Linked DNA regions of Mus musculus: region 1 is linked to region 2. A link is a loop called in an ENCODE intact Hi-C map of the cell type or tissue named here. Cell type or tissue: left cerebral cortex. All regions are shown on one strand. Each heading gives the region's core, and the rest is flanking DNA. Links, peaks and the distances in the headings are about the cores only.

Region 1 (5,375 bases), core at 210-5,209, 1.1 Mb after region 2:
CATGTGATTCTTCATGGGCTGCAGCCACCAGATCCCTGGAGAGCTCTACCTCGGGGTACAGTGAGGGAGTTGAGAAAGATGTGAGGGTAGTGGGCATGGGGGCGTGGCATAACAGGAGAACTCGGGAGGCCCTCAAGGTCAGAGGAAAGTATGTCACTGTATAACTACAGTAAGAGAGGTTGTTTAAAGTAGCTCCAGGGCGCCCTCATGGGGCAGACAGCAGCCTTGTGGCGTAGGTTCTAGAGAATGCACAGGTCTTCCTAGACTTAGGTGAGAAAAGGACCATGAAATGCTGTGGGAAGCACGAATTCAGTGATTGTGTGTGTGCATATGTGTGTGCAGTAATGAAGACTTAATAAAGTTGCTGTATTGGTAAGAACTCATAGTTGTTATTGAATCACCTCTTACCATAGGTCAGACACGTCTTGCCTAGCATTAGCAAGCCCTGAGGTTCCAAGTCTCACTGTGTGGCCTGTATTCAACCCTGCAGCAGCCAAGTGAGAAAGAGAAAGCCCCTCCCACCCATCAGCCTTTCCCAGCTCTATTTCTTCAGAAATTCAGGCAGCAAGGGCCCTTGGATCTAGACACCAGTCAAGCCTATGGCATCTGCCACCCTAGTTTCAGATACGAACTTAAACGTAAGTTCTCCCAGCAGCAAATCAGCCCCACATCAGCCCAGAACTGCTCTCTACCATGTCTGACTCCACGTAGGGCTCCCAGCCCTCAGCTTCTAGCTGCTGTCATTAGATCATATCAGTACATTAGTTCTTCTGCTCGATTTCTTTCTCCTGAGATCTTATAGAGACATCCATACATCATACAGTTCACAACTGTCCCTTTGCAGCTGAGTGGCTTGGCATATTCAGAGTTCAGTGACAAACAGTGTAATCAGCTTTAGAACACTCGTATACCCCAGAAAGAAGCCTGGTGTGCCTCCCCCCGCACCCCCACCTCCTCAGCCCCAGGTAGCACCAGGTCTGCTTTCTTTCATTTTCTAGACATGTCTGTTCTAGATTTTCCATATACTAGGATCAGAATTCTCAGGGGCTTCTTGGCTCATGTTCTTCATACCACTTCCTCCTTAGAGGTCTTTGCTCATCATGAATGTTAGAAATTCTAGAAACTGGTGCCTGCTGTCAGACAAACACCAAGATCACCAAGAACATCAAAACCATTCCTTTATGCTTGTATTATTCTGAACCGTGCCTAATGAAACTGTTTTGGCCTGGCATGGTGCCACATTTGAGTCTCAACAGGAGTTCCACGCCAACCTTGGTAATAGTAAGACCCTCTCTCAAGACAGGAAACAAGGTGGCTCCACAGGTAAAGGGGCTTGCACCCCCACCCCCACCCCCACCCCCCACCACAGCTTTGATGTCCTAAGTTCAATCCCCAGGGCCTGCCTGGAAGGAGAGAGTCTGATCTCAACACAGATTTCATGGCTGGCACACACACATGACACTGAGTATGTAGGCACACATGCCAGTAACTAGGAATGAGAGGACCCCTGTTTGGGAGACTAGGTGTGGCTCAGCAATAGAGTACTTGTCTAGCACACATGTGCCTCAGGAAAAAACAGAAAAAGATGGCGGAAGAGCACTTGCTGCTTTCTCAGAGGACCCAGGCTCAGTATTCAGCACCCACATGGCAGCTCACAACCGCCTCTAACTCCAATTCCAGGGGATCCAGTGTGCTCTTTTGGCCTCTTCAGGCACCAGGCATACCCATGCACACAGTGCACATACATACATGAAGGCAAACCACTCACACACACAAGTCGTTTAAGATCTTATTTACACACACACACCCCCCACCACCACCACCAGAAGCCAGCCGCTGCCACCATGTGCTGCTTTCTTGGCTCTTTGCCTATCTCCTAGAAAGTTGCAGGGTGAGGCTTAGTAGAACACATCAGTCAGCACGTGACCAGGGGGCATGGGACCTGTACTCCTGACAGGCATTTCCCTGCATCTCTAGGCAAACTCCTGAGTGCACTCTCCTGTCTTGAGCCTAATTGAGAAATGAGGTGTGTGTGTGTGTGTGTGTGTGTGTGTGTGTGGTGGTGGGGATGAACAAGGAAAGAGTAAGGGACAATTAGAGGTGACCTGGGTGTCACTTGATAGAGTGTTTCAGTCCAGATCTAGTTTCTTGGCACTGCTTCGGAAGGCTCACACGCAAGTCCCTTAGCCAGGCTTCCAGCTGCATTGGAGCTGACATCTGTGATGGGAGAGGAAGGTGGGTTTGGTTAGTTTTTATTTACCTGTGAAAATGAAACAGGTAAGGTCTGCGGCTCAGTGACAGATGGCTCGCTCAGCCTGAGACCCTGGGTTGCATCCCCAGTCCCGGAAGTAAGACAAGAAAACTTGAAAATAAAGTAGGGACTCAGGAGGAGGGTGGTATCCTGGAGACGCAATGGGCAGTTAGATTCCCATTCTAAATAAGTGAAAGAGCAGGCTTTGCCCTACCCTGGCGCCTCCAGAGGAGACCTGCTCACCAAGGGCCACCAGGCGATACTGTAGGCTCCAGCCTGTGTAAGAGAGCAACATCCCAAGAGCTCTTTGGCACAGTCAGTGCAAGGCTGGCACTGAAATTCAGGACTTGCGTCTCACAAGTCAGACGTGTTAGACAGAAAGTTCCTTACAAAGAGCATCCCGGCCCTGTTCAGAAGCTGAGCAGCTTTAGATCAACAACTTTCCCAGGCTCCAGGTTGCTCTCTCTAAAAAGGGCACCACATTAGTTCCTACCTCATAGCTGTCTGTAAGGGACGGGTGAAGTTCACATGAGAGGAGCTGACTTCTCCACACCCAGGAAGTGCTGGAACATTTTAACCACAACCGGGTCCCTCTGTGGCTCCTCCATCACACTGCTGCCTCTCCCCACAGGCCCAGCGGCTTCCTCCCTCAGTCGGAGCCTCTGACCTGGTTCTGGGCTTGAGCAGCTTGTGTGTCCTCAGGCACTGCTCAGCCTCTTCTTCTGCTGCTTCCTGCCCTCTCCCTCTAGTGTTTGCTTTCTGAGATTATCAAAGCTATCTCTGCGCAGGATTGGCTCACACCAAGTGAATATATCATTGTGGGAACGTAGCCACAGGGCAGCACACTAGAGCGTGTTACGGAAGATTCTATTCTGGAGGCTAACACAAGGAGCTGGCAGGGTAGCATGCTCCTGGCTGTCACATCACCCCATCCCCAAGTGGCTCCCAGGGCCATCTACTTGGTCCTGCTCTTCCTCCAGCTCTCTCAATTGTGGCCTCTGCTGGCACCAGGTCCCCATGCCAGCCCTGTCCATTTTGAACAGTGAAGGTGGGTGGTCACTGCATGGAGAGAGCCTTTGTCTGTTACTGGAACTTGGCATCCTCTGTTTCTTTGCTTACGGATGAGTTAAGGTCTTGTCGAGCCTGCCCTGTCCACTCCTCACCTGGATACTTTTCCTATAGGATCACCCTTGGGTTATGGGCACCTTAGTAGGAGGTGGATCCTTCATCTCAGACTGGAGAAAGTGATGTAACCGTGGTCTGAGAAGGGCGTGACCACACCTTGGCAAGATGCTTCCATTGGTTAACCTTTTCTTCCACGAAACCAGCTTAGAAAGTGAAAGTCAGTTTTGCTTTCAGCTACAATTGAGCTTAAACACAGGGAATGTTGACCCCACTGAGCAGCTGACATCTGAAGGCTCCTGTGAAGTGAAGCTCTAAGAGGTGACAGAAGGTGGCTTAGAGTGGCTGCAGGTGGCTTCAGTAGCTTCTTATCCCCCAGTGCTTCAGGAAAAGGAGCTGCAGCCACCGACAGGTGACTGTTGAGGAATGAGCCAGCGGCTCTGCACCTTGGTCTGGTGCCCCAGGGTGTGATTTTGTCCTCTTCCTTGTCAGCAGTACTGCACCACCACCATTTACCCCGGGGCAGCCTCCCTGTCCCTACACTAAACCAGTCCTCCAGAGATCTCCTCCAGTTTTCTCGGGTGTCTCTGAGGAACTCCAGCTGACCAGAGCCAACAGGCACTGCTGGCTTACCTGGAAGATGTGTCTAAATATGTATAACAGGCCTGGACAGACTTAGGAAGAAATGAAAGCGTGCTGCTACATTGTCCTGGAGTTGTTTTCTGTATATATACATTTTGGCTTGTGAGATTTATCACACGGGCTTGAGAAAAAACAAACCAAAACATTTTGGTATATACACCTCATTTAATTAAAAAAGTGTTCTTACCTTTATTTATTTGTGTATTTATTTTATGTGTGGTGTGAGGAAGGGCACGTGCACGCACCAGGGTGGTCGTAAACATCCATGGGACACAGCTCCTTCCATCCCGAGGGGGCCCAGCTCAGTGGCAAGCGCCTTTACTCTCAGAACCATCTTGTTTGCCCACTGCATTCCATTCTTTGTTTTGGTTTTTGAAACAGGGTTTCTCTGTGTAACTCTGACTGTCCTGGAACTTGATCTGTAGACCAAGCTAGCCTTGAACTCAGAGAAATCCACCTGCCTCTTTGCTCCTGAGTGCTGGGATCAAAGGTGTGCACCCCTCCTTTATCTTCCCCTTCTTTTCATTCTCTTTTCTGTGTGCGTGCATTGCTCTCTCTCTCTCTCAAAACATTTATTTATTTATTTATTTATTTATTTATTTAATGTATGTAAGTACGCTGTTGCTTTTTTCAGAGACACCAGAAGAAGGAGTCAGATCTCATTACGGATGGTTGTGAGTCACCATGTGGTTGCTGGGAATTGAACTCATGACCTCTGGAAGAACAGTCAGTGTTCTTAACCTCTGAGCCATCTCTCCAGCCCCCCCCCCCCCTTTTCATTTTTAACATGTCCCTTCAAGCTACCATGGTACCTGATTTTTGTTTTGTTTTGTGTGTACGTGTTTAAATGTATTTATTTGTTTGATCTATATATCTGTACACCATCTATGTCCGGTGATTAGCGAAGCCAGAAGAGAGCATCAGATCCCCTGGGACTGGAGTTGTCCCTTGAGACTGGTGGTTGCTGGGAGTTGAACCTGCATCTTTTGGAAGAGCAGCCAGTGCTCTTGACTTTTGAGCCACCTCTCCAGACCCTACAACTTTGGTTCTACTGGTTTGCCTGAAACTCTCTCGTCTCCTTCCTGTGTTTCTGTTTGTTGGTGTTTTGTGCTGTTTTGAAGCAATGGCCTTATTTATACCCTACACTTCTACTTGAGTGCAGAGCCACACAGTAAGAGCAGATGGTTTCTTGCTAGGCATGTTGCTGTAGTCCCAGCCAACTGTGCAGACTGAGGCAGGAGGATTCCTTGAACCTAGGTGTTTGAAACCTGTCTGAGCAGTATAGTGAGAACCTGTCTCATACAAGCAGATTATCTCTCCTGCTTTCCATCCTGGTAAGCTACTCATGGAGTAAAAGGAA
Region 2 (5,375 bases), core at 242-5,241:
TGATGGGCCTGTAGGAGCGGGGACATGCCCATAAACCCTTCATCTTCCTGGGAATTGTCATCATGACACTCGGGCTCCTCCGGGCTCTGTAAAGACATCACAGCAACAGTCAATGGCAGGATCAATCAACATGCTTTCCTTGCAATTACAAAGGTTTTAAAGTCAACCATCAACAATACAGTAGGCAGTAGGCTCATTGTAAAAGTATTCATGTTAAAAATGAAGTTGGCCATGATGGTGTACACCTTTAATCCCAGTGGAGATAAGCAGAGCTCTGTGAGTTTCAGGCCAGTCAGGGCTACATAGCTGACATCCTTTCTCAAAGAAAAAGACCAAAACCAAAATAACACAAAACAAAACCACTTTTCTCGACTCTGACAGGTTAACAGCTGCCTATCATAGCCTCACTTCTATGCTCACTTCACAGTCCGGTCCTCAAATAGTTTATTAGTTTCCTTTAGTTTGACTTCCATAGGCCAGTTGAGCTGAATGACCTGAATTTGATCCCTGTACCACAGAATCATAGATGGAGACCTGAAAGGTTATCTGCTAACCTCCACATGTGTAGCCTGGCACGTGTGCCCCTCCCCCTGCACACAAATAATTTTAAAGACCTCTGACAAAGTTCAACATCTAGAAGAAACTAACTGAGGCAGGCCAACTGGGCTATATAATAGGACGAACGGACAGACGGACGGATGGACGGATGGACGGACGGAAGGAAGGAAGAGACGAAGGGAGGAGAGGGGAGGGGAGGAAGAGGAAGAGGAAGAAGAGAGAAGGAAAAGGAAGAAGGAAGAAGAGGAAGAAGTAGTATTACTATTGTTGTTGTTGTTGTTATTCTACTTGTTGTTGTTGTTGTTGTTATTCTACTTCCAGACCTCAGTTTAGAGGCTCAGGAGACAGCTTAGTCAGCACCAACCTGGGCTGCATGAGTCCTTCTCAAAACCAACACCAGCAGCAGTAACTCTTGGCACAAGTTATATCATGTACAGCATCCACCACTACCTACTGGCAGCTCATTCAACCTCCAGGATTTAAATTTACTGACATTTTTAAGAAATGGCATACTTTCTAAAGTTCTTTTTCCTTCACACAAGGAACACACATTTATATTCCTCTAAAGTTTGCTATTTCAGAAAGAGCCTCTTCTAACCTTCTTTGGGTCTTGATTTTTAAGAAATAAGCACTTGCCAAGAGTGGTGGCACACACCTTTAATCACAGCACTGGAGAAGGCAGAAGCAGATGGAGTTCAAGGCCAGTCTGGTCTACATGGTGAGTTCCAGGCTAGCTAGGGCTACACAGTAAGACCCTATCTTATAAATAAAACATAAATATGATTAAAAAAAAATCACCATTCATTTTTATCTCTAGTGCCAGGCTGCGGGCATCTGACTCTGAGAGGACAGCAATCATCTCCTTACAATGACAGTCAGGCCAAGGTGCAGAGCCGCTGGCTCATTCCTCAACAGTCACCTGTCGGGTGGCTGCAGCTCCTTTTCCTGAAGCACTGGGGGATAAGAAGCTACTGAAGGCCACCTGCAGCCACTCTAAGCCCCCGTCTGTCACCCCTTAGATCTTCACTTCACAGAAGCCTTCAGATGTCAGCTGCTCAGTGGGGTCAACATTCCCTGTGTTTAAGCTCAATTGTAGCTGAAAGCAAAACTGACTTTCACTTTCTAAGCTGGTTTCGTGGAAGAAAAGGTTAACCAATGGAAGCATCTTGCCAAGGTGTGGTCACGCCCTTCTCAGACCACGGTTACATCACTTTCTCCAGTCTGAGATGAAGGATCCACCTTCTACTAAGGTGCCCATAACCCAAGGGTGATCCTATAGGAAAAGTATCCAGGTGAGGAGTGGACAGGGCAGGCTGGACAAGACCTTAACTCATCCATAAGCAAAGAAACAGAGGATGCCAAGTTCCAGTAACAGACAAAGGCTCTCTCCATGCAGTGACCACCCACCTTCACTGTCCAAAATGGACAGGGCTGGCATGGGGACCTGGTGCCAGCAGAGGCCACAATTGAGAGAGCTGGAGGAAGAGCAGGACCAAGTAGATGGCCCTGGGAGCCACTTGGGGATGGGGTGATGTGACAGCCAGGAGCATGCTATCCTGCCAGCTCCTTGTGTTAGCCTCCAGAATAGAATCTTCCATAACACGCTCTAGTGTGCTGCCCTGTGGCTACTTTCCCACAATGATAAATTCACTCGGTGTGAGCCAATCCTGTACAGAGATAGCTTTGATAATCTCAGAAAGCAAACACTAGAGGGAGAGGGCAGGAAGCAACAGAAGAAGAGGCTGAGCAGTGCCTGAGGACACACAAGCTGCTCAAGCCCAGAACCAGGTCAGAGGAATCTTCTCAAGAAGGGCCATCCCCCTACTGCCCACCAGACTAATACAAAGGAAAGGTGGGGATAATCTGTGAAGAAGTATCTGAGAACAGTGGCCAAGCAGCATGCATAACCTATGACTGAGTACACTGGCATCCCAAACTACTGCCTATTTGTGTTAGAAACAAGGTGTATGAAGGACTCACTTCCAATTCACAGAAGTGACTTAAACACTAGGGAGAGCTAGAGTCTATCTATGTGATACGCACTTGCCTGGGTGTACAAAGCCCAGGGGCCAGCCCACAGCACCGTAAGTCCAAACCACACCATTCAAACCCAGCGTAGGGTATTTATTACTTTTTCTATTTAGAATGTGTTAAGTATGTTACAAAGGCCCAAGTCCATATTGACTCTGCTTCTTGTAGCTTAAATTGTTTGTTATTGCTGTTTGGTTTTGTTCAAAAAACAAAGAAATGAAAAATGGAAAATGAAAAAACAGAAAACTTTTTTTTCCACTTATCATCTTATGTATGAATACACACAGCACATGAGACCCCCACAAGCCAAAAACAGTTTTAACTTAAAAACTACTTAGATGTAACATATACATAGTATACAAAACTAGTTTCATCAAATCAAAGGTAGGTTTTCAGTCTTTCTGAGACAGGGTCTCACTATGTACCCCTGGCTGGCCTGAAACTTGTTCTGTAGACCAGGCTGGCCTAGAACTCAGAGAACTGCCAGCATCTGCCTCCTGAGTGCTCCACCATACTTGACTATGGTTTTAATTTAGTTTAAATATGTATTGCCACATACAAGAACATCAATAATGTTTTTCTATGCTGCTGCTGAATATTTTTGTTTTATGATTTAGATGAAGTCTCACTACATAGCCCTGGATAGCATGGACCTCACTAAGTAGAACAGGCTGTAATATTTCATAATCAAAAGATTAAATCACTGCCCACTAAGGAGCGGAAGCCTGCAGTCTACCAGCGCCATAACAATGGATGGACATAAAGTCTCACTGTGAACATCAATACACCGGTATCAATGGCTGTCTGCTGCTGTTCACACTTTTGCTATCATGACACAAATCCTAAATCTGCCCTTTTCCTCTGAGAAGTTAAATAAAACACTAAAATTTACCTTCTGTCCTCAGGACTACTGACCCTAAGATAGGCACTGAAGATAAACAATTAGAGAGATTCTACATATAAACAGAATTTCTCCAAATTATCACTGGTAATATTGTAACTAAAACAAGGCTGGTTTAAAAAACTATTGGATTAAAAATAAAAATTCTGGGGCTGGGGGCAATGCCCAAAAGCTAAGAATATTTGCTGCTCTGTCTATTTCCCAGAACCCACATGGGACTCTCTTACAACAGTCTGGTGGCTGCAGTGCCAGGGGGCCCTCCACCTCCTCTGGCCTCCAGAGCTTCCAGGCACATTTACGTATATGCAGGTGATACACTCATAAGCACAAAAATAAATAACATTTGAAACATTTCTCTCTTAAGATAAAGCAGTATCTATGATTTTAAGAGCCAGCAGAAAGGTGCAACTATGAAATCAAATAATAGCTAAGCTTAATAAGAAACCAAGTTCTGACAGGCACTGCCCACGCCTCTAATCCCAGCACTGAAAAGCAGAGGCAGGCGGATCTGAGTTTGAGGCCAGCCTTGGCCTACAGCAAGTTCCAAGACAGCCAGGGCTACACAGAGAAACCCTATTTCAAGGGGAAAATACAAAAAAGCCAAAAAGAAACCAAGTTTTTGGACTGGAGAAATGACTCAATGTTTCTAAGAACTTGCTGCACAATTATAAGGCCAGAGTACTCACACACAAATCTTTTTTTAAAAGAACCCTCAAGTTTTTCTGAGGAGCACAGGAGCTACTACTTAGCACACATGAGGTCTGTTCTTAAAAAATAAAGTCAGAGCTGGTAAGATAGCCCAGTGGGTAAAGCTGCTTGCTGCCTAGTGTAATCCTGAGATCCATGAGGTAGGAGAAAATCAATTCCCAAAAGTTGACCTCTGACTTTTACATATGTACCGTGGTACATGTATATGCATGTGTACACACATGCACACACATGCGCGCGCGCACACACACACACACACACACACACACACACAGCCCAAAAGTAACTTTAAAAAAAAAAAATGGCTCAGTAGTTAAGAGCACTTGCTGTTTTTACAGAGAACCTGGGTTCAAGTCCCAGCACCTACATGGTGATTCACAATTGTAACTCCACTTCTAGGAAACTGGTGGCACCCTCTTCAAGCCTCTGAAAGCATAAGACACACATGTCATACACACATATGCAAACAAAACACTCATACATAAAATTTGAAAAAAATATTTTTACTAAGTCAAAATCTCCACCTTTCCTCTGGAAAACCTTATATACTTTATATATTATATACATTATATATTACACATATGTATTCTTTTTAAATCACTTCTCATCTCCATATAAATGCTTGCTTTCTTTGTGCCCTCCAAACTTTTAACTTACATTTTCATAATAGGAAGAACAAACAGGTGTCTCTAAGCTGGGCTCCAAATCTCCTTGGTAGTTGTCATTATTACTTCCCCTTGTATCATCAAGTTGGTGCCCTTTTCTGAGCCGTATATCTGGCTCTGGAGTCCTGGTGCACCCCAATCGGTGTTTGGCTGGCTCGTTCATGGGATACCAAAGCCTTTCTTACAAAGTGGTCTTTCTTTCTGTCCCTTCTTCTTGGGAGAATGGATTTTTAAGGGATGGTAAGTTGACCCTGTGGAGAGACAAGTTATACACATGAGTGCTGAAAAGACACATATGCTACATTACTATATATAAAAGTTCAATCGCTAAAAAGAGCAGTATTCTTGAAGACTTATATCCACTGTTAATAAACATTGCCAAAATCTATCAATCAACGAAAAAAGACGTGTAATATTTCCATTTATGTTAATTATAAATATGTGGCTGTATGAATTTATGCACATAAAATTATTACTAGGAAGTATTAAAAATCATGCTCCCAGCATTGAAG

What was found. Hi-C counts contacts between places; a loop is a spot of excess contacts. Peaks named below come from ENCODE experiments on the same cell type or tissue, not always from the same donor. Only the 100,000 strongest peaks of a DNase experiment are listed, where the experiment ranks them.
Region 1: it touches region 2 in a loop (18-fold over the local background); 8 of 42 quality-filtered maps call a loop at or near these places.

The regions. Positions count from the first base shown.
Region 1 is chr6:120,483,353-120,488,727 of GRCm38, forward strand. It overlaps Il17ra (interleukin 17 receptor A), which reads left to right. Exons shown (of 13, transcript NM_008359.2): 13 at 1-375. Among named protein-coding and RNA genes, the nearest start is that of Tmem121b, 7.9 kb to the right of the region's middle. In left cerebral cortex, for the core only: CTCF peaks have their summits at 217 and 2,964; a DNase peak (open chromatin) is centred at 2,858; H3K27ac peaks cover 932 bases.
Region 2 is chr6:119,365,295-119,370,669 of GRCm38, forward strand. It overlaps Adipor2 (adiponectin receptor 2), which reads right to left. Exons shown (of 8, transcript NM_001355692.1): 2 at 4,856-5,114; 3 at 1-86. The coding sequence starts at 5,026. Among named protein-coding and RNA genes, the nearest start is that of Adipor2, 21 kb to the right of the region's middle. In left cerebral cortex, for the core only: a CTCF peak has its summit at 2,279; a DNase peak (open chromatin) is centred at 2,236.